2 separate regions of the Homo sapiens genome follow, and region 2 is linked to region 1. Evidence: chromatin loops called from intact Hi-C (ENCODE). Cell type or tissue: heart right ventricle. All regions are shown on one strand. Each heading gives the region's core, and the rest is flanking DNA. Links, peaks and the distances in the headings are about the cores only.

Region 1 (11,237 bases), core at 2,135-10,134:
AGGGCATAATTTCCCCACACAGGGTGCACGGGGCAGCCCTTTGGGACAGGCTCATGTTGTGATGCCTCTTCAACCACCACATCCCACTATTGGCTCATACTGAGCTTCAAGTCAACAACCCGCACTCCCACCCTGGCTCCCTCCAGCCCCACATCTAGCCCCCATCTGGCCTTTTCACAGGGGCTCCTGTTGAGCCATTTCTCTTGCCTATAATGAATACAGGGCTAATGGAGTTTGTAAGGGAATGGGAAGGATAGAGGGGAAAGGCACAACCAGGATGGAAGGCGTTGGCCCTAAGACTCAGAGCCAGAACAGAGTGAGCAGCCCAGGTCAGGGGCAAAGTTCTGCCCCGGAAGAGGCAGCCCTTTTCCATATCAGCAAGGTACAGAGGGGTTAATGGAGAGATCAGATTGATCCCACATTGAAGCGGAACAAAAGGGGATAAAATGCTGAGAAAATCAGGTGACATCCAGATGACCCCCTGCTGGGTGGCCTGGGGGTTGGAGGGGTGGGCAGACCCAGAGGGTAGCTGCCCCCATGCTCCTGCCTCCTGTTCTCTGCCTGCTCTGAGCTCAGCTCAGTGTTGGAAGCCATCGCTTTGCAGTTCCTGCGGCTTTTCTCCTCATAGAGGCAGCCACACCTGCCCAGCCCATCTCCCAAAGCCACCTGTGGACAGCAGCCCCTTTCTCAACCCAGGGAGCCTAATGCCGATAGGGAACAGGAAGCCAGGAGGGGTTGGCAGCCAGAAAGAGGAATGTGGTAGGGGAAGACAGCTGCTGGGCAGGCCTGAATGTGGGTCACATTCACAGAGGACAGCCCGTGCCAATGCAGAGTGGCTCTAGTAACAGCTGGCCTGCCTGGGGGAGAGCGCCAGCATGTCCTAGGCATCCTAGGCAGGGCAGCCAGGTCGTGCTCCTCCGATTCCCCAAGGCTTACTCCCCTGCCAGCCACAGCTCCCTCCAAAGAGGTCTGGTGTGCCACATCCAGCCCACCTGCTCTCCCACACCAGAAGAGATCAGCAATACAATGACTTAGGGGAACTGTTGATCCTGTGGCCAAGTGCAGCCCACAGGGACTTGGGGACAGGGTGGACTGAGCAGGCCAGAGGCCGTCCAGCTGGATTTGCTCACTGACTGTAACTACTGCAGTGAAGGGTCCAGTCTCATCCCTGGGTGCATAATCCCCATTTCCCAGCGTGGAAAGTGAACGCTATTACAACGGGAAACTTGTCACCACAAAGTATTTTGTCTGAAATATTTAAGCAGAAGCTGGGTAACCCTGTCAGAGGAGCTTAGAAATCTCAGCACTGAGTAGGAGGTAGGATGTGACTGCCTCGAGGGCCTGTCCAGGGCTGAGACCCCAGGATGACCCAGGGCTGGAAGCCAAGAGACAAGTCATTTAGAAGAGAGCCTTGGAGGAGGGTGTGAGGTGCCACCAGGCAGCCATGGGCTGAGTCGGTACCCGCCAGGGCCTGTCTCTGTCTCTGCTTGGAGTGGCTGCTATGTGGGTCTGCCTGTGGCTGTGCCTATGCATGAGCGTGTGACCATGAGTGCGCAGATAGCATGTGTGTCTCTGGGGAGGGGCTTCAGTGAGTGTGAGCATGTTCTGGCCGTGTGTGTGTGTGTAAGCGTGTTGGTGTATGTATAAGTCTAAATGTGCATGTATACCTGCCAGGCTTGGTGGGCGTTTGTGTATATCAGGCACAGGGGATCTATCTGACTTATATGTGTGTGCCTTAGTGTGACTCAGTACATGTGGGCATCTGTCAGCCTTCATGTGTCTATAGGTATTCAGGACATGTGTGTGGTATTGAATATGTGTTTTCTTGGGTTTACGGATTGTGTAGTGTGTGTGTGTGTGTGTGTGTGTGTGTGTGGTGAGTTCTGATAGTATGACTATGTGTTTTGATATGTGGGTCTCTAGGTCTCAGTGTGTTTGTTTGTCCTAGTTCCTGTATGTGTGTTTGTGGGCACATATGCCTATCTGGATATGGGTATTGTATTTCTGTTTCTGTGTGGGTGGAGCAGTCCCATGGTCTCCCTGTTGTTACCAGAATGCTCTCCAATTAGGAGCAACACTAAATAAATCTTCCATGTGCAAATCCAACAGGGACTCCCTGTTTCTGCAAAATCAAATCTAGCTCCTCCAGGCTGACATCTAGGGGTCCCCCCTTGTCAGCATTCAGTAATCCGACTGCACCTGTTTTTCTCCAAATGTCCAGGATAGTAACATCTACACTGCTGCTTTTTTTGTTTCTTTGCCTACAATTCCTTTACTCCATCTCTGGAGTAAAATTTGCCCAACAAATCCTATTCATCCTCTAAGGCCCAGTACCAATGCCACCTCCTCCAGGAAGCCAATCCAACCCTTCATGTCCACGCACTAACCATGGATATGGTACACCAAATCTCTCAAGGTGGGACATGAACTCTCCTGCCCTGGCTTCCAAAGGACATTATGTATCTCCATCACTAAGCAAAGATTCATTGTAATGATATGTGCAGATATTTCCTCCTCTACCAGATGATGAAAAACTTATAGTCAGGGAGTTCATATTATGTCCTTTGCAGCTTCCAAGGTGCCTAGTTTGATGTATTGCACACACAGGCTTGCAGTGAATGTTTACTAAACTTGAGTTCACCTATGCAGCAAGCTGTGAGTGGAAAGAGTGCTCACTGCCTCAGGGCCTTTAGAGCTGAGCAAGTATAAGGCACAGGCCTGAGAGTTTCCAGCCCCAGGGTGCTGTAGGGCTGGGAAAAGCCTTTTACCCTTTCTGGACTCAGGATCGGTAGCTGAAAGAGCCTTTTCAAGGTCAAATGAGACAGGTCTGCCAGCTTCTTAATTCTTGGAAGCATGGTTACCTAAGAACTGACCTCTCAAGGGCTCGGCATAGCTCCAAAAGCCCCATCCACACTGGAATCATATCCAACTCCTGCAGCCAAGACGGCATCCAGTTACCATTTTTCCTTTAGCATCCCTTGATCATCCTCTCTGCCCCCACTACGCACACACTCCAAATCCCAAGATTCTCTCAGGTGGGCTGAGGTTTGGCAGTGTGAGGATACAGCTTATTCTGCCTCTTCCACCAGCCAGAGCTCCAGCCTCCGGACCTGAGCTAGACCCTGATTGCTGCTGATGGGGAAGGAAGCAAGAAGCAATCTCCAAGACCCAGTGCTAGGAGAAAGTCCACTTGAGCAAAGTTGTGGATGACTGCACTTTGGCTGCCCCTTGAAGGAGATAGCAATGTTTGACTCATAATTTTAGGGCAGTCTACCAGAAAGGTTAAATTTTACAAAAGGATTGGCATATCAAATATTGATAAGGGTGTGGTACAAATGGAACTCCCATACACTGCTGGCAGAAGGGTAAATTGGCACAATCACTTTGTAAAACTGCCGGTGTGTACTAAGGCTGAACATACTTCTATCCTGTGGCCCCACAGTTCTACCTCTGGGTATTCAGCCAACAGAAGCCAGCACTATGCTCAAGAATGATTATACTCAAATTCATATGAAATTGCAAGAGGCCTCAACTAGGCAAAACAATCTTGAAGAAGAAGAATAAAGTCAGAGACTCACATTTCCTGATTTCAAAACATACTACAAAGCTATGGTAATCAAATCAGTGTTGTAGTGGGATAAGGAAAAACTTTCATACCAATGGAATAGAATTGAGAGTCCACAAATAAACCCATATTTCTATGGTCAACTGATTTTTGACAAGAGTACCAAGTCCACTCAATGGGGAAAGAACAGTTTCTTCAACAAATGGTGCTAGGAAAACTGTATTTCCACATCAAAAGAATGAAGTTATACCCCAAACTACAAACCTCACACTACAGTAGTCCCCCCTGCCTTATTGAAAGTTTTGATTTCTGAGGTCTCTGTTACCCAAGGTCAACTGTGGTCTGAAAATAGGTGAATACAGTACATTAAGATATTTTGAGAGAGAGAGACTACATTCACATGACTTTTATTACAGTATAAGTTTTCTATTTTATTATTAGTTATTGCTGTTAATCTGTTACTGTGCCTAATTTATAAATTAAACTTTAACATAGCTATGTATGCATAAGAAAAAACATAGTATATATGGGGTTCAGTACTACCCATGGTTTCAGGCAACCACTGGGGATCTTGAAATGTATCCCTCATGGATAAAGGGGCACTAATATATATAAAAACTGAGTCAAAAATGGGTCAACAACCCAAATATGAGTGCTAAAACCATAAAACTCTTAGAAGAAAACTAGAAGTAAAACTTCATAACCTTGGGTTTGTTAATGGACTTTTAGATGTAACACCAATGCACCAGCAACAAGGTGAGATAAATTGGGCTTCATCAAAATGTAAATCTTTTATGTATTGAAGGATGTTATCAATAAAGTGAAAAGACAACCTACAGAACGGGAGAAAACAGATGCAAATCCCAAGGTTCTCTAGGGTAGGCTGAGGGTTTGTGCTGTGAAGATACAGCTTATTCCACTTAATAAGGGTTTAATATCCAGGCTATATCAGGAACTCCTAAAACCCAACAACAATAACCACAACAAAAGACCAAAAGCCAATTTAAAAACAGCAAGGAACTTTGAACAGACATTTCTCCAGAGAAGACACATAAATGGCCAAGAAGCACATGAAAAGATGTTCAATATCATTAATCATTATAGGGAAATGCAAATCAAAACAATGAGATACCACTTCACACCTACTATAGGATGTGTAGAGGATGGCTATAATCAATAAAATGAAAAATAACAAGTGTTGGTGAGGATGTGGAGAAATTGGAACACTTGTACACTGCTGGATGGGAATGTAAAATAGTGCAGCCACTTTGGAAAACAGTCTGGTAGTTTCTCAAAAAGTTAAACATAAGAGTTAATATACGACCCTGCAATTTCACTCCTGGGTGTATACCCAAAAGAACTGAAAACAGGAATTCAAACAGGTACTTATATACAATATTCACTGCAGCATTGTTCACAACAGCCAAAAGATGGAGACAATGCAAGTGTCCTCAACAGATGAGTGGATAAACAAAACGGTGTGCATTCATACCATGGAATATTATTCAGCAATAAAAAAGAATGAAGTTCTGATACATTTCAACCTTGAAAATATTATGCTAAGTGAAATAAACCAGACACAAAAGAACAAATACTGTATGATTCCATTTATGTGAAATATATGTAATGTAATGGACAAATTCGTAGAGACAGAGAGTAGATTCAAGATTACCAAAGGCTGGGAGGAGTAGATAATAGGAAGTTAATGCTTAATGGTTATAGAGTTTCTTTCTTTTTCTTTCTTTCTTTTCTTTCTCTTTCTTTCTTTCTCTCTTTCTCTCTCTCTTTCTTCCTCCTTTCCTTTCCCTTTCTTCTTTCCATCCTTCCTTCCTTCCTTTTCTTTCTTTTCCTTCTTTCTTTTTTTTTTTTTTTTGAGACAGAGTCTTGCTTTTTCACCTAGGCTGGAGTAAAGTGGCGCGATCTTGGCTCACTGCAACCTCTGCCCCCTGGGTTCAAGCAATTCTTCTGGCTCAGGCTCCCGAGTAGTGGGACTACAGGCACCCGCCACCACGCCTGACTAATTTTTGTATTTTTAGTAGAGACGGGGTTCACCATGTTGGCTAGACTGGTCTCGAACTCCTGACCTCAGTTGATCCACCCCCCTCGGCCTTCCAAAGTGCTAGGATTACAGACCTGAGCCACTGCGCCTGGCTGGTTACAGAGTTTCTGTCTGGGGTGAAAACGTTCTGGAAACAGAAAAGTAGTGATGGTTACACAACATTGTGAATATACTAAATGTAACTGAGTTGTATGTCTACAAAATGGTTGAAATAGCAAGTTTTCTATTATATAGACAACTGTGTTTCATCACAATAAAAATGTTTTTAAAAATCACTGCAACATCCTTCACTGCTTTGCTGTCAAATCCATCAATATCTGACCCCAAATAAATGATTGCTGGGATAAATGAGACAAAGACATGAAACAGTTTTCAGAAGCGCTATTTCCCCAGAGGGCGATATTCTTCAAACTCCGGAGTGAGTTACTGTGGTGATGGCATGGAGCTGGGGATCTATTCTTGGCTCTGAAATTCCGCTGACCCTGTCATCCACTTCCCAGGCCTGGTTGTCAAATAGGGACAGTGTCACCAGTCTCCAGTGTACCTCTGAAATCTCGAAAGAACCAGACTAAACTCTGACCCATCACTTCCCTCCAGTCTACTCTCCAGATGACTTTACTTCTACCCCATTCTGTGCTGACTTTAGTTTTTGAACGAGGAGGAAAAGCACCACATCCAGTAGGTCAAACACACCCAGCACATTGGCCTAAGTGCTTGGTCCAAAGCTTCTCTGCCAGGCTTCCAAAGCTGGCTAAAATATTTGAAGTTTACAGGGAAGCCTTGAGTAGTCTAGGCTATAGCAAGAGATGTGCTATTTAAAAAATTTAAAAACTTAACTCACCAAGGTTCCAGTTCACCTGTACTTCTCACCAGCCTCCCTCCTCACACTGCCCTCCAAAGATAAAGAATAATAAAAATAGCAACTTCCCCTTCCTAGCCAGACTACCTAAGTGACCTCCTAACCCTTATGAAGATGAGATGCTTGTTCCAAGCCTTTGGTCTCCCCACTGACCCTTCTCCTCTCTAGCAGCTGGGTAATACTATTTTGTGTTAACCATCCCACCAAACTCCCAGGTTATATTTTAAACTTGATCTCTCTAAAACTCCTAAAGTAAAACTCTTTCTTTGATTTCCTGGAGGTGTACATAATTCAATAACCATTCACATCGACTTTTTATTATATGCCTATAAAGCCTTCCAGCTGATCTTTTAAATGAACACACCAGAATTTATACATTTAAATTAGTGCTGTCTCCTTCAAAGAAGTCCCCTTGGGAAGCTATATACATATTCCAACAATGCACCCACCAGTGCTTAGAACATTTCAGAAGCTTTTCTTTTGGAACTGCTTTCAAGCCTACAGTATATTCTTTTGATGGGACCCCATGGTGACAAATCTTTATCCTATGAGGGTAGATGGTAATTTTTTTTCTTAAGTTGAAAGATAGAGCCAAGAATGGGAAAGATGGTGGGTGATGCAGTTGGGAATACTGTTTAGTGTCAAAAGCAAAGAATGATTATCAAGGCAAGAACTCTGAAGGCTATTCCTACACAGGATGAAACAAGGTTTTGAGCACTGGCTTCATTATAGGAACAAATATGCAGCCCACAACATGGTACAGTTTCAGAGGACAGCACATGTATGAGTAAATAAGATCTGGTAACACCACTAAAAATAATTAGAAATCACCCCATTGTTAATGCTAGATCCCCATGTTGTGTCCACCCATGTCACTGCGTCTTGACCAGAGGCTAAGAACCAGAAACCAACCAAAAGTGGCTGCCAAAGTTCATGAGTCTGGAGTGGGTACAGGGAGGCTGTCCACTCGCTCAAAAGAAGACACAGACTGGCATGTGTCAAGAAGTGAGAAGAGGCCGGGTGCGGTGGCTCACGCCTGTAATCCCAGCACTTTGGGAGGCCGAGGTGGGCAGATCACGAGGTCAGGAGATCGAGACCATCCTGGCTAACATGGTGAAACCCCGTCTCTACTAAAAATACAAAAAATTAGCCGGGCGTGGTGGCAGGAGCCTGTAGTCCCAGCTACTCGGGAGGCTGAGGCAGGAGAATGGCGTGAACCCTGAAGGCGGAGCTTGCAGTGAGCTGAGATCACGCCACTGCACTCCAGCTTGGGCAACAGAGCGAGACTCCGTCTCAAAAAAAAAGAAGTGAGATGAGTCTGGCAGTTCCTCAATAAGCCAAATGTTGAATTACCATATGACCCAGCAATTCCACTCCTAGGTATATACCCAGAAGAATTGAAAGCAAGTGCTCAGGTCAGGTGGAGTGGCTCATACCTATAATCCCAGCACTTTGGGAGGCCAAGGCAGGTGGATCAGTTGAGCTCAGGAGTTGCAGGCCAATCTGGGCAACATGGAGAAACCTCATCTCTACAAAAAATACAAAAATTAGCTGGGTGTGGTGGTGCATGCCTGTAGTCCCAGTTACTCAGGAGGTTGAGGTGGGAGGATTGCTTGTGCCCAGGAGGTCAAAGCTGCAGTGACAGATGATTGCACCACTGCACTCCAGCCTGGATGACAGAATGAGATCTTGTCTCCAAAAAAAAAAAAAAAAAAAAAAAAAAAGGAAAGCAAGTATTCAAACTAAAACTTGTACACAAAAATGTTCATAGCAACACTATTCACAATAGCTCAAAGGTAGAAAAAAAAACCCAAATGGTCCATCAATGGATGAATGGAGAAATAAAAATGTGCCATATATAGATAATTGAGTATTATTCAGCCACAAAAAGGAATGAAGAACTGATCCATGCTACAATGTGGATAAACCTTGAAGACATGATACTAAGTCCACAAAAGGCCATATATTATATGATTCCACTGACATGAAGTGTCCAGAATAGGCAAGTCTATAGAGAAAAAACTGATTAATGATTGCCAGGGGCTAAAGGGAAGAAAGAATGGGAAGTGACCACTTCATTGGTAGAGGGTTTCCTTTTGGGGTAATAAAAGTCTTAAGGAATTAGATAGTGGTGGTGGTTGCACAGCATTGTAAATGTACTAAATGCCACTGAATTGCATACTTTAAAACGGTAAATTTTAACCAATTTTATGTTAAGTGTATTTTACCTTTTTCCCCAAAGAAAAAAGAAGTGGGCAGAATTTCTGTGCTAAATTCTGCTAGGAGAGCTCTGGTATGGGAGAGCAGCAGCTGATGGCTCTGGTTGGCAGCTCTCACAGGCAGCAGTGTTGAGACCCTCACAGGTGGCAGACAAGTGAGGGTGGCACAGGGGACACTGGCCCACACTCCAGTGACAGTCAGCCCATGTGCCCTGACCTCTCACCACACCAAAACTTATCAGGCCTTTCATAAATGCTTTTTGATGAGGACTAGAGACAGGCATGTTGGAAAATGATCCCCTGCAGGGAGAAGCAGGAACAGTTCCTGAGATAAGCCAGAGGAAGACATTTCCAATACAGCTAGTTTTCTTGGTGACTCTAATCCCTGCCTGCAGTATCATGGCCATTTGATTACAACATCACTGCTATCTCTCCTGGGCCATCAGGGTGTGAGCCTGTAGGCTGGGAAGGAGCTGTCCCTTCCCTGAAGATAAGGCTCTTTTCTCCACTGGCAGCTGCTTGTCATGAGGGCAGCCCACGCCACACTCTTCTGCCGGGTAACCCCTCCCTTTCTTCCCTGATCCCCAAGGATGCTCACAGATGCTCCACGGCTATATCTGCACCCCCAGCTCAAGGCTTTATTAGGAAACCAACACATCAGGAAGGCAGCTGAGTTTGGTCTCCAACTGCCCAGTCCCCTTGGCGCCCTCCAGCTTAGGGGTATGTTTTCCTAATCTTTGTGCATGAGGATTTACAAACTCAGAGAAAAGACAAGACCCTTAGCAGCAATTACAAGACTAATAACATTAAGTCTTAAATGGTTATTTTAGGCCCAGATCCCTTACTAGTTGTTACAGCCAGTAAATTATGGGAGCAGTGAATTTTAATGTGCATAAAAAACAACTTTAAATATTCAATGGATTCCTTCAGTGCAGCTGCGGGACCCAAGACCCAGCCTCTGGGAAATATTGGTTTAGAGACCCAAGACCCAGTTGTTGTCTCAGACATCCTTCAGACCTGTCTCATGTTTTCCACAATATAGCACAGATAATTTACTGGGCACCCACTATGTGGCACTAAGGACAGAATCCCTGCCATGGAGCTTACAGTATAGTGAGGTACACAGACTTTCTGGTTGGCCATATGCTCCTGGCATCTTCCCATCCACTGAGGACAGGAGGAAGAGATGAAGGACCAACTGCTGTGGCCAATGATGAGCAGTCCCAAGGATGGTCCCATCTAGGGGCTAAGGCGGGGGAAGACCCTGCCCGGCTGCCTGGCTTGGGGGATCTCTCTGAGGACAGAAGCACCTGGCACAGTGAGCAGAGCATGGTTAGAAGTCAGTGCATTCGCCGAGGTGGGTGGATCACCTGAGGTCAGGAGTTCAAGACCAGCCTGGCCAACATGGCGAAACCCCGTCTCTACTAAGATTATAAAAATTAGCCAGGCGTGTTGGCATGCGCCTGTAATACCAGCTACCCAAGAGACTGAGGTAGGAGAATCGCTGGCACCCGGGAGGCAGAGGCTGCAGTGAGCCGAGACTGCGTCACTGCACTCCAGCCTGGGCGACAGAGCAAGACTCTGTCTCAAAAAAAAAAAAAAAAAGTCAGTGCATTCAACTGAATAGCGGAGGGCAAGAGACGGGTGGTAAAACCGGCTGTGAGATAAAGGAGTGCCCCGTGTGCTTCCACTAAAGCAAGATGCCTGGCGGTGGGGAATCAGTGAGATGGCCCCTCACTGGGGTCTTTCCAGAAAGAAGAGTCAGGGTTACGACCCCGGTGGGGAAGGAGCTGCCATGGCTGTTGGGAGCCCCAGAGCTCCTACACGGAGCAGGTGCAGGCAGTCTCCACTCCGCAAAAAGCCTCCTGAGACAGTCAAGGAAAATGATGAGGAAGGGAAGCGGCAAGAGAAAGCAGGGAAGGCAGGAGGGGGAGCGGAGGGAGTGAGGAGAGGGGACTCCAGAGGAGTCCCTGCTGGAGCTGCCTGTTGCCATGACAACGCCCTCCTGCCTAGTATCCAGGAATAAATTATTGATCATGGACACTGCTTCTCCCACCTCCCCGAAGTCCCCAGTGCCCTCTTCGTTGCCATCATGACTCTCTTCCCCTCCACCTGTTCTGTATTTGCTTGGATGAGTCACTCAGACCAAAACAGGAGCCCAGAGGAACCACAAGGCCTCTCCCAGATGCCCTTCCCCCTCCCTTATTATTATGCACATTTGGTGTTCTATCCCGGTATGGGTGCAGAATATGACTGAGCAGTATTTGGAGACAGGACCTTTAAAGAGGTAATTAAGGTAAAAGGAGCTCACATGGGTAGGCCTTAATCCAATATGACTGGCATCCTTATAAGAAGAGGAGATTAGGCCAGCCTCGGTGGCTCACACCTATAATCCCAGCACTTTGGGAGGCTGAGGCAGGTGGATCACCTGAGGTTAGGAGTTCAAAACCAGCCTGGCCAGCATGGTGAAACCCCATCTCTACTAAAAATACAAAAATTAGCTGGGGGTTACGGCAGGCGCCTGTAATCCTAGCT
Region 2 (11,237 bases), core at 2,245-10,244, 73 kb before region 1:
CGAATGATTAAATGGATGAAATAAGAAGCCATTTGGACCATCATGTGCTTTTTAAAACCTCACGTTTCCCCAGAAAACCACCAGGCGGCGCAGGAGAGCACATGCTGTGGACCTGGGTGGCATACTGTGAAGGCTACTCATTAGTGGAACAAAAAAAATCCGCCCCTACACAGACGGTGCTCTCTGGAGAGGAAACCAACAAGCTGAAAGAGGGTTAAGAGAGTAGAAAATCTCCCAAGGAGGGACCCTCTGGCTAGAAGGCATCACAGGAGGTCTTTGGTTCACCTTCCCAACTCTCTAAGATGGTCCTTATACTGTCGCAGAAAGAATCCACTAATGCCTCTCCTTGGCTTATACATCTCCAAAGACCAGACTCAGATCAGGCAACTGAACCCTTAGTGCTGAGGGAACCTGCGATAGAGGAAGGCACAGCAGGGGCAGCAGGGATGGCTCCCATCCGGGCTCCACGACCACCATGTTTGGTTTAGGAGCTGCCAAGCAGTAGGAAGTGAAGGGAAAGAGACGGATATTTTATTTTGGGACTCTTGATAGAATTAGGAAGCCAGAAGCTATTCATTAAATCAGATACACATTGGCAAGAAAAAAAAGCCCAATTGTATGGGATATTTTAAATTCACTATTTAGCAATAGAGTGGAAAAAGAATCTCAAGATAATCACATTTAGCTGTGTAGCAATTCTCTCCCTCTTTCCTCTCTGGAACCCAGTTTTTCCAACAAAACCTTACAAGAGGAAAAGAATTTAAAGAACACTAGATTCATCCAATCCCCTTTCTTTTCAGATGAAGAAACAAAAGCCGAGAGAAGGGAAGTGACTGGTTTGAGTTTACCTAGCTGGTTAGTGGCAAAGGTAGAAAAAGAACCCAGGTTTCTTGACTCCTAGTCCAGGGATTTTCCACCCATTTTTCTCTTTGTATATACAGGAAAAGTACCAGAGTAAGGTTGCTATTTAAAAAAGAAATGTATAGTTTGGCAGTTCCTCAAAAAGTTAGACATAAAATTACCATATGACTCTGCAATTCTAAGGTATATGTGCAAAAGGATTAAAAACAGGCATCAAACAAGTACATGTACACAAAATGTTCACAGCAGCATCATGCACAACAGCCAAAGGGTGGACACAGCCCACATGTCCTCTAAGGAATGAATGGATAAACAAATTCCAGTATGTATATACCCTGGAATATGACTCAGCCATAGGAAGGAATTCAATACTGACATGCTCCAACATGGATGAATCCTGAAAACACGCTCGGTGAAAGAACCATGCACAAAAGGTCACAGGGAATGATCCCATAGATATGACATGTCTAGGTCTTATCTGTAGAATAGATACATACACTGAGACAAAACACAGATTGTCTTTGGTGACCAGAGGCAGAGGGGAAGGGAGAAGGAGGGAAACTGGTTAATGGGTATGAGGTTTCCTTTTGAGATGCAAATGTTTTGAACTGGATAGAGTTGTGGGTGCACACATTGTGAATGGACCAAATGCTACTGAATTGTGCACTTAATTTAATTAATTTATTTTTGAGACAGAATCTCACTCTGTTGCCCAGGCGGGAGTGCAGTGGCATGATCTCGGCTCACTGCAGCCTCCACCTCCTGGGTTCAAGTGATTCTCGTGCCTTAGCCTTCCAAGTAGCTGGGATTACAGGCATGTGCCACCACACCCAGCTAAATTTTGTATTTTTAGTAGAGACAGAGTTTGACCATGTTGCCCAGGCTGGTCTCAAACTCCTGACCTCAGGTGATCCACCCAGCTCGGCCTCCCAAAGTGTTGGGATTATAGGTGTGAGCCATCGCGCCCGGCTTTGAGCTGTGCACTTTAAAACGGTTTATGTTTCACCTCAACAAAAAAGAAAAGTATAATATTGGCCTCCATTATGTGCTCATAAAGATGGGACAGAGGATGAAGAGGACAGATTATTTGATGTGAGCATATAGGGCCCTCAGCTCCCCAGGCTGGGCTCACTCAGCATGGAAGGCAGGCACATGGTTTGCAACCCCTGCCATCCATTCTGAGGAAATTTCCATCCAAGTCAAAGGAAGGAATGAATCCACCATCTTTCTGAGTATGAGAGTTCTAGTACTGAGCTCAAAGAACCCAACATAGAGTGACAGCAGAGATGCCCTGCCTGAAGGTACCCCTACATCAGCAAGGCTTACAGTTCCCCTGTCCTGATGACCAGGAAGAAAGGTGAAAGGGACAGGCTTGCTAGCCTACAGCAATCAAGTCCACACTTCCCATTCAACCTTAGTCATTGCACAGTCTTGCCCTAGGGCCCAGTCATGCCACCTCTCGGGTTCCTCTCCCAGCACTTCCAACCACACCAGAGGTGACTGCTTAGGTGCAGAGAAGTGCAACATCCAGATGTGGGGGTGGTTGGTTCTAGTGGGATCATCCCAGGGAGGACCAGGAAACTCCCACATCCTAGGAGGGAAAGTAGAGGAGAGGGGGTAGGTTGAGCCTGAAGAAGAGGGGCCACAGTGATTGTATTCACATGCTGGGAGAGAGTGTAGAATTTTTCTGTTTAGTTCCACAGGGGCAAAGCTAGGACCAAATAGGAGGATGTTTCAGAAAGGCAGGTGCTTCCTTGAGTCACAGGAAGAATTGTCTGATAAATGCAGCCGTGCCACAATACCATTAGTGAAAAAACATACTCTACATATGATATGTTTGAAGGATCCTTTTATATATAATAACATAAGAGGCAGGCTGTAAGGATATAAAATACATGAGAGGAGGGCTCATTGCAGGGGGCAGGGGGAGAGTGCAGAAAAGAACAAAAATAAATACAACAAAGAAATAAATCCTATGTGGATGCATGGTATACTAAGTACTGGAGAACATGATTAATTCAGCTCATGTATATCTGAGGTCTCCCAATCCCCCTACACACACACACACACACACACACACACACACACACACACACACACACATCCATCCATACAGGAAGAAAAGAGAATAGAACTACCTGAAGGTGACATGTTCTGCCATGTTAAGTACTGTTTCATAAAAACTCCAAATGGCATTGGTTAGGTGTGTTACTGACAACATTCCCACACAGGAGGAAGGCTGGATGCTTTTCAGAGTCACCTGGACACTCTTCAAACATACAGATTCCCGGGCCCTCAATCTTCTAGGCAGGGGCCAAATCAGGTTGTAGATTGTTTTTAATGCTCTTAGAACCTGTTATCTCACACAGGGATGGTCCACACACATGGGCAACCTGCCTGAACACAAGGCCTTTAAATCTGCAAGGCTTGTGAGTGATTCAGATTCAAAATGTCCAAGATGTCACATGTGAGTTTGCTAATGATCTGCCTGGTAGAAGACCTCTGGACATGGTGGTGTCTTGTCTAGTTCGAGAGCATTGGCTGCATGGTTAGACTGCCTGGTTTGAGGCCACTTCCCACTTAAAAGTATGGGAGCCGGCGGCAGGGTGGGGGGCTTGGGCAAGCACTGAAGCTTGGAAGCTTTGTATTTATCATCTGAAAAATGGGGATAACAATAGCACCAATTCTAGAAGGCTGCTGTGAGGATTTATCACACAATTCCTATGTAAAACACTTGGTAAAGCATGGGGCACAGCGTAAATGCTTAAAAAATGTCAGCTGCTGCCCCTGAGTGGGTTTGAGCTCAAAGGGATGAGGGAAGCATTCTGTCCACCTCCACGACATGACCAATATGAGTAGTAAGTGGCTGTAATAATGACGCATCCATGGTCACAGCCTGCTTTTCTGTTTTTCCTTTTCTTCTGGGCCCTGGTTTCTTTCCCCACATTGGGGGCCCGTGGTGTTGATTCCACAAGCTGTCCCTGGCAGATGGATGAGATCCCGTGGCTCCCACGAGCTGTCGCCATCGGGAGCTCCTCACATTCCCACAGCCACGTTCTGGGCAGGCTGTCCTGGTGGTCACAACACATCTGAAGTGACAAGGAGAGAAGACTGGCAGCGTCGAGACATGGCTCAGCTGGCAGCTCTTCGTCTCCTGGAGGGAAAGCCATCTCAGACTTTTGGGCTGCATGCAGTGGGCAGGGATTCATTCACATAGCCGACTGGATGGCAGGGATTATTCTAGAGAACACATGCATGGACAAGAGACAAAGTCCCTCTACTCTCATGGAGCTTCCATCCCAGCAGGGAGGACAGTAAATATATGTTGAACCAAAAATCCAGTAGCAATAAGTGCAACGGAGAAAACACAACCGACCTGCACGTGGATGTTTAACAGCTTTGTTGATAATTTTGCCAAAACCCAGACAGAAGCAACCAGGACGTTCTCCCATCAGCGGATGGAGAAACGGAGGTACATCCAATGGAATATTACTCAGTGCCCAAAAGAAGTGAGCTACCAAGCCATGGAAAGACATGAAGGAAAGGCACACTACCAAGTGAAGGAAGCCAGTCTGAAAAGGCTGCACACTGTGTGGTTACAACCGCATGACATTCTGGAAAAGGCAAAACTATAGAGACACTAGAAAGATCTGTGGTTGCTGGGGGTGCAGGTTGAGGGATGAATAGACAGAGCACAGAGGAGGGTGTTTAGGGCAGTGAAACTTCTCTGTATGATGCCCTAATAGTAGATACTTGTCATTATATAATACATTTGTCCAAACCCATAGAACTCCAAGAGTGAACCCTAACATCAACTGTGGACTGTGGGTCATAATGATGTGTCCATGTAGGTTCATCGACTGTAACGAACACGTTAGTATGGTAAGAAATGTTGATAATGGAGGGGGCTGTGTACGTGTGAAGATGGGGTGCATGGGAACTCTCTGTACCTTGAACCTAAAACTGCTCTAGAAGTGTTTTTTTTTTTAAAGAAAGAAACCACAGTAGTGATTGATGTGATGTAATAAAGTGAAGCGAGTGGTCAAGGAAGGCCTCTCTGTGAGAAGTTGCCATCTGACCAAGACCTGAATGGTAAGAAGGCACTAACCTTGCAAAGACAGGTCAGAAAAGCATCCCAGGCAAGAAGAGCTGCTTGTGCAAAGGCCCTGTGGCAGGAATCACATTGCCCCATGCAAGAAACTGAGAGAAGCCAGCATGGCTGGAGCTTGGAGGGCGCAAGGACAAGAATGGAACAAGTCACAGTCAGAGAGAGAGTCCAGGGCATGCTCACGGAGAGCTCTGAAGGCCAAAAGAAGGAGCCTGAAGCACATTCTAAGCATGATAGGAAGCGGCTGCAGGGTTTGAAGCCAGAGTGACATGGTGAGATTTGCTTGTAAAGACCACTCTGGCTGCCACATGGAGGGCAGAATGTCAATGGGCCAGGGTGGAAGTGGGGAGGCCAGGTAGGAGGCTCCACAGCCTCTGAGTGAGGCCAGCCCTCAGCCTGCACACCAGACACCCCACACTCTTTCAACAAGACCCCCACCCTGTGCAGCCAGCCTCATGGCCATCTCTGGGGTAAAACATAAAATACCCAGAGGGGTGAGGACAGAGCTAAAGATTTCTTAAGAATCTGTTAGTGCTGGACATGGTGGCTCACGCCTGTAATCCCAGCACTTTGGGAGGCCGAGGTGGACAGATCACTTGAGGCCAGGAGTTTGAGGCCAGCCTTGCCAACATGGTGAAATCCCATCTCTACAAAAATATAAAAAATTAGCCAGGCGTGGGGGTGCACGCCTGTAATCCCAGCTACTCGGGAGGCTGAGGCAGGAGAATCACTTGAACCTGGGAGGTGGAGGTTGCAGTGAGCCAAGATTGTGCCACTGCACTCCAGCATGGGTTACAGAGCAAGACTCCATCTCAAAAAAAAAAAAAAAGAAAAAGAAAGAGAGAGAGAGGGAATCTGTTAATGCTAGGTTTTCACATTGGGTCCAGAGGAGCTGGTGGGTTTTCCGAAAATGACTCAGGGGCCTTCTTCAAGGAGGATTGGGCAGGAGGAGAACAGGTGGGACTCAGGACCCCCCTCCCACTCTCCCCAGAGCTGCCAACAGTGACTGTTTTTATACTGGGGTTTCATATAAGGTTTTATTTGAAGAAAAGACTGTTGAGTGAAGGAAGAACCACAGTAAAGGCAGATTGGGAAAGGAGAGTGACTGACATAAAGATAGTGTGGGAGGAAAGAACTGGAAACCCTGTGCAGCAGCCTAATGTTCCATATTCAAAAACCCTGTGCCCAGTGGCCATGATGCACGGGGGCAACGGCAAGACATGGGTGTGAGGAGGAACACGCCAGGCTAAGGCTGCAGTGCTGGCCTTGGAAAATCCCCCAGCCTTCCCACGCTAGCCTTTGCATTTGTGTTGAGGACCGGGGTGCCCAGTCTCATCTTCCTCTATCCCATTTCGGATCACTCCTACTTATACCCCATGCAGACTGAACAGATCAGACGCTGGCCAGCCCCTAGATGACAGTACAGTCCTGACACACAAGCTCTGCAGCACCCAGCCCAGGACAGTCAGGCTTGCTCAGTGCTGTCAGCTCCCCTATTTCTTGCTGCCACTTTCTACTCAGAACTGACCAGGAAAGCTGAATACGTTCCCAAACCAATCACATAAGATGCCCACTTCTAGTTTGCCCATCTCCAGTTTCCCAGACACATCTGGAGCCTTCCTTTCACTCATGACAAAGCTTTCCCACTCCCCTGCCTGCCTCTGAGTCTCTGTCAAATGCAGGTGATGGTGGCTGACTCCCTTGCTGTAGCAAGCTCTGAATAAATAGCTTCCGCTTGTTCTCATGTGGGTGATCTTTGTTTACTTCCACACTGTCTTTACGGCAATCACTCTTCTTTCCTAGTCTGCCTTTACTGCTCTCCTTCTTTCTCCTAATTCTTTGCCATCTTCCAGGCTCAGGTCAGGTGCTACCTCCTCTGGGAAGTCTCCCTTACTTTCCTGGCACCATCCCTTCCCACCAAGGCTGGATTAGGTCCTCGTCCTAAGTGCTCTTAGAGCATTTTGGAATATATTCACTATAATGAGTGCTAGATTTCAGTGTCAATTAATTGTCTGTTTCCCCAACTGCACCATGAATTCCTTGAGGCTAAGACAGTGTCTTGTTCAACCTGCACAACGTCCAGCACACAGAGAACTCTAGTGCATATTTACTGGCTGCATAGCCAGCACCCATACTATCCTCCTCCCGTCCACAGTGCCCATATTTTTCTTCGGAGAATTCATCTCTACCCCTTTCTCAGAGCAATCCTACACCAATTCCAGGGCTGGGCCCTGATTAGTTTAAGCCAATTACCATCTCCTAGCCTGTCACCACCACGACTGGTTTAGGAATGGGCATCTATTCCAGCAGGCGGCAATGTGATTCATGAAGACTTCTGTTGAGACCTCTGGGAAAGAGGAGTTTCCCCTCTCTTCTGAAAAAGACCCTGTGGTCATCTTCAGTAAGAGGAGAGGCTGGAGCTGTTGGGGGTGGGAAAGGGTGTCTCCATGTGAAATCTGAGGATAACCCGGAAGGCAGAGAGAAGACATAGGAAGACTCAATCCTTCATGTCCTTGTTTGAGTTACTGATTGAACATTTTCTGAAACAAGTCTTATTGTGGGTTTTTAATTACATATACATTTACATTAACAATTCTCTTTAATTTGCAAGCCAATTAGAGTTGAATTTTCTATCACTTGCAACTGGCAGTGCTGTCAGAATCAGAAGTGCCCTTAGAATGCTGGTTGATGCCTACCTATGCTGCCACTTTCTGTATATAAAAAGTGTCCTTCCTCCTGCCCACCTCTACCTGGACCAGCCCCAGCTTCTGCATGGATCTGCCCTTGACCATGAAATGCTGCTCTCCCCAGAACTTCCAAACTCTTCTCAACTGGCTCTCTGCCTCAGCAGAGAAACATCTTCAAGTTTCTCTCATCTGTTTTTTTTTTTTTTTTTGAAATGGAGTCTCACTCTGTCGCCCGGGGTGGAGTGCAATAGCGTGATCTCAGCTCATTGCAACCTCCGCCTCTTGGGTTCAAGTGATTTTCCTACCTCAGCCTCCCGAGTAGCTGGGATTACAGGCACCTGCCACCACGCCCAGCTAATTTTTGTATTTTTAGTAGAGACAAGGTTTCACCATGTTGGCCAGGCTGGCCTCGAACTCCTGACCATAGATGATCCACCCACGTTGGCCTCCCCAAGTGCTGGGATTACAGGCGTGAGTCACCATGCCCAGCCTCTCCTATCTTATAACAAAAAGATCCTTCTCTGTATCCCACAGCCTCCCTATATATGCATACTAGAATTTTTTTCTCCATCTCTTCTCTTCTGAAAGCTTTTTTTTTTTGGCTTCTTCCTTTCCCATTCACTCCTCATGCTCCTCTAACTCTCCTCTCCTGACCTCCCACTGGCTGAATCTAGTGTTCTCAGTCTTTATTTTGCCAAACCTCCTGGAGGTATTAAAAATTGTTAACCACTCCATTTATCCTAATATTCTTTCTTCCTTGGCTTCTGAGACATCACTTTGAGGCCCCATCTTGGGTCTGGCATTTATAGCCTCCATGGTGACACTGATCCCATGGCCGGATTCTCTTCTTCTGCCTAAAATTCAGTGTCTCCATTGGGGTCATGTGCCCCATCTCCAGTCCCCATCTTTGTTGGTGGTACCCACCCAAGTCATTCAAGCCAGACACCTGGGAATTGCCCTTACAACCCACCCCTTTTCATAGCCCATACCCAGGCATCAAGGCCCTCAGACTGTCTACTTCCCAGTGTTGCTTATTCTCCATCTCCCCCGCATTCTCCCCATCTCACCTTTCACATACATGTCTCATACACTACGGCAATAACCTCCTAGTTGGTCTCCTCCATCCAATCCATTCTCCATGCTGCTATTCCAGTGACTTTTCTAAACACCTGATCTGATCATGTCAGTGCTCCTCTGAAAACCCTTTCATATCATCCCATTAATCTATAAGATCAGACCCATACTTCTGAGTGCAGCACTCAAGGTTTTTGGAGATCAGGCTCCTGCAGGTCTCTCCAACTGCCCCCGCTACCCTCCCACCACCAACCCCAAATGCTTTTTAACTGCATGCTGTAGCACACCATCTGTGCCTCCATACCTTACACATGTGATCCCCTGTGCCTGGAAGGATCTTTCCTCCTTCCATGTGATCAATTCCTACTCAGTCTTCAAGACTCTGCTCAGACATCTGCCGAGTGAAGAATCCTGCACTCCTGCTGTGCCACTCAACCACAAATCTACCTCTCTGGGGCATGTGGCACACTGCGGTAAAACTATGTTTAAACTAAGGGTGGGAAACATCTGTAAACGTCCAGATAGTGACTATCTTAGGCTTTGTGAGGCACGCACTTTCTGTCACGACTACTGAACTTTACCTTCGCAGTGTGAAAGCAGCCACAGACAGTGAGTGAACAGGCGTGTCTCAGTTCCAATAAGACTGTATTGACAAAAACAGGCAGATATTGGTCTGGACCTGGCCCAGAGGCTGTAGTTTGCTAACTTCTGACTTAATCTTTCTCCCCACTTTGTGAAATTCTTTTTTTTTTTTAAATGCCTTTTGCAAACGCTGTCAATCTTAGTGAAATTCTTGAGGCTGACACCGTGTCCTGTTCATTCCTGTGTGCCGAGTGGCCAGCATAGTCCCTGGCAAGGAATATTTATGGAATGGAAGATCCAGGTAAAGGTTTCAATCCTGCCTCTTATCTTTTACAAATTACTTGTTTTCCAAGCCTTTAAAAAATCTCAAAAATGGAAATAAATATTACTGCATTACTGACTTTTTCAGATGGTTGTTATAAGAACTAAATAAAATACTGCACAGGAACATAAAGCTGTTTTTACTTTTTCTTAGTGCATTCCTTCCTGACAAACTCAAGTGACGTCACTAAAAGCAAGACCTTTATGTTTTCTCTGAATATAGGGTAAACCTGACCCAACGGAGACCTATATTCTGCCTCTCAGGGGCTGGTCTGGGGCTTAGCTGCAGGCCACACTCTGCCTTATAGTATCCCCTTATTCTGGGAGTGAAGCCCAGAGTGAGGTTGCTCAGCCCATGTCTCCTCTCCCGCTTCACTTCACTTGCCTTCTTCCAGATTCCACAGGTGGCCCTGGTCAGAGTGAGAGAGAAAAGGGGAGATCATGATAGAAGGATGGTTTAATGTTCTCCAAAGCCTGTTGAGGACTGTTTTTGTGTTAGAATAGGATCTGATGACTGACCGGTAGTAGAAGCAAGAAGAAGGATGGCATCAAGGTTTCTAGCTTGGGAAACTGGACTAGGATGACTCTAATAATTGACACCAAGAACACAGAAGGGAGAGTGAGTCTGGTAGTCACTGGGATGCAGGGAGATCACAAGCATGGAACAGAATATATTCAGTTTGAAATGTCTAAGAGCCATGAATGAAACAGTTCGTCAGGTATTCCAAGGTTGTGCACATGAGTTAGTGCCTAGGGATACACCAACAGATTACTGCTACCAAGGCCACATGCCAGCAATTAGTTCTTAGAATAAACTAGTCAAGTGACTAGAATAGTACTACAAGAACCAAGGGAGAAATACATTCACACATCACTGCCACAGGAAATTGTTGGGGAACAAAGAGATAATAAAAGCCCAACAGAGCCAATGCAAAACTCAGCCATTCTGCATTGGGATAAAAAAATGTAGCAGGGCTTATCACTACAGCTGCCTGGAAACAACTTGTTCAGGACTGAGAGAGAGGAGCTGAAATAGGAGGAAATAGAAGTATACAAAATTAAGGAGTATGCATGTGGGTACACGGGAGATCTGAAAAGAGCTCAGATTTATCCCTCATTGGGATGGAGGGTTCCATGTGGACAGGCAGCAGCTCCTTTTAGTTGGAACTAATGATCATATGTATTTGTCAAGAAATTTGTTCCTAATACAAAGTAATAATGTTTGCAGAGCAGCTCAGGTTATTAACATTATAATAACTACATTCTCATTCATATTCTTTTTTTTTTCTTCTTCTTAAAGAATAAGGAGCCAGTGTGTGTCCTGCCTGGGCCTAGCCTCTATTACATTTGTCATCCAGGACAACTCCAGGATTTGTCCAGAAAAAGTCATCCAGGAATCTGAGGGATAAAATCTGCCTTCTCAGAGCAGCCCTCAAGCCCTGGTATGACCCAGCTCCTGACCCCTGTGTGGCTTCTCCTCTCCCAGCATCTGCCCTCCTATATCCCCACACCAGCCTCCAGGCCTGTATAGGCCACGTGCTTTCTGCACCTCCTGCCATCTCTGCTCCCACTTTGCTGACGCCAGAAATGCTATTCTCTTCCTT

The links. Peaks named below come from ENCODE experiments on the same cell type or tissue, not always from the same donor. Only the 100,000 strongest peaks of a DNase experiment are listed, where the experiment ranks them.
Region 2: a loop joins it to region 1, with 1.9 times the contacts of the local background. A loop is called at or near these places in 9 of 110 quality-filtered maps.

Annotation. Positions count from the first base shown.
Region 1 is chr1:204,858,049-204,869,285 of GRCh38, reverse strand. All of the region lies in intron 1 of NFASC (neurofascin), which reads right to left. Among named protein-coding and RNA genes, the nearest start is that of NFASC, 35 kb to the right of the region's middle. In heart right ventricle, for the core only: a CTCF peak has its summit at 6,012; no DNase peak of the experiment used is centred there; H3K27ac peaks cover 668 bases; H3K27me3 peaks cover 395 bases.
Region 2 is chr1:204,930,766-204,942,002 of GRCh38, reverse strand. All of the region lies in intron 2 of NFASC (neurofascin), which reads right to left. Among named protein-coding and RNA genes, the nearest start is that of CNTN2, 110 kb to the left of the region's middle. RefSeq lists a silencer at 68-167. In heart right ventricle, for the core only: no CTCF peak of the experiment used is centred there; no DNase peak of the experiment used is centred there; H3K27me3 peaks cover 583 bases.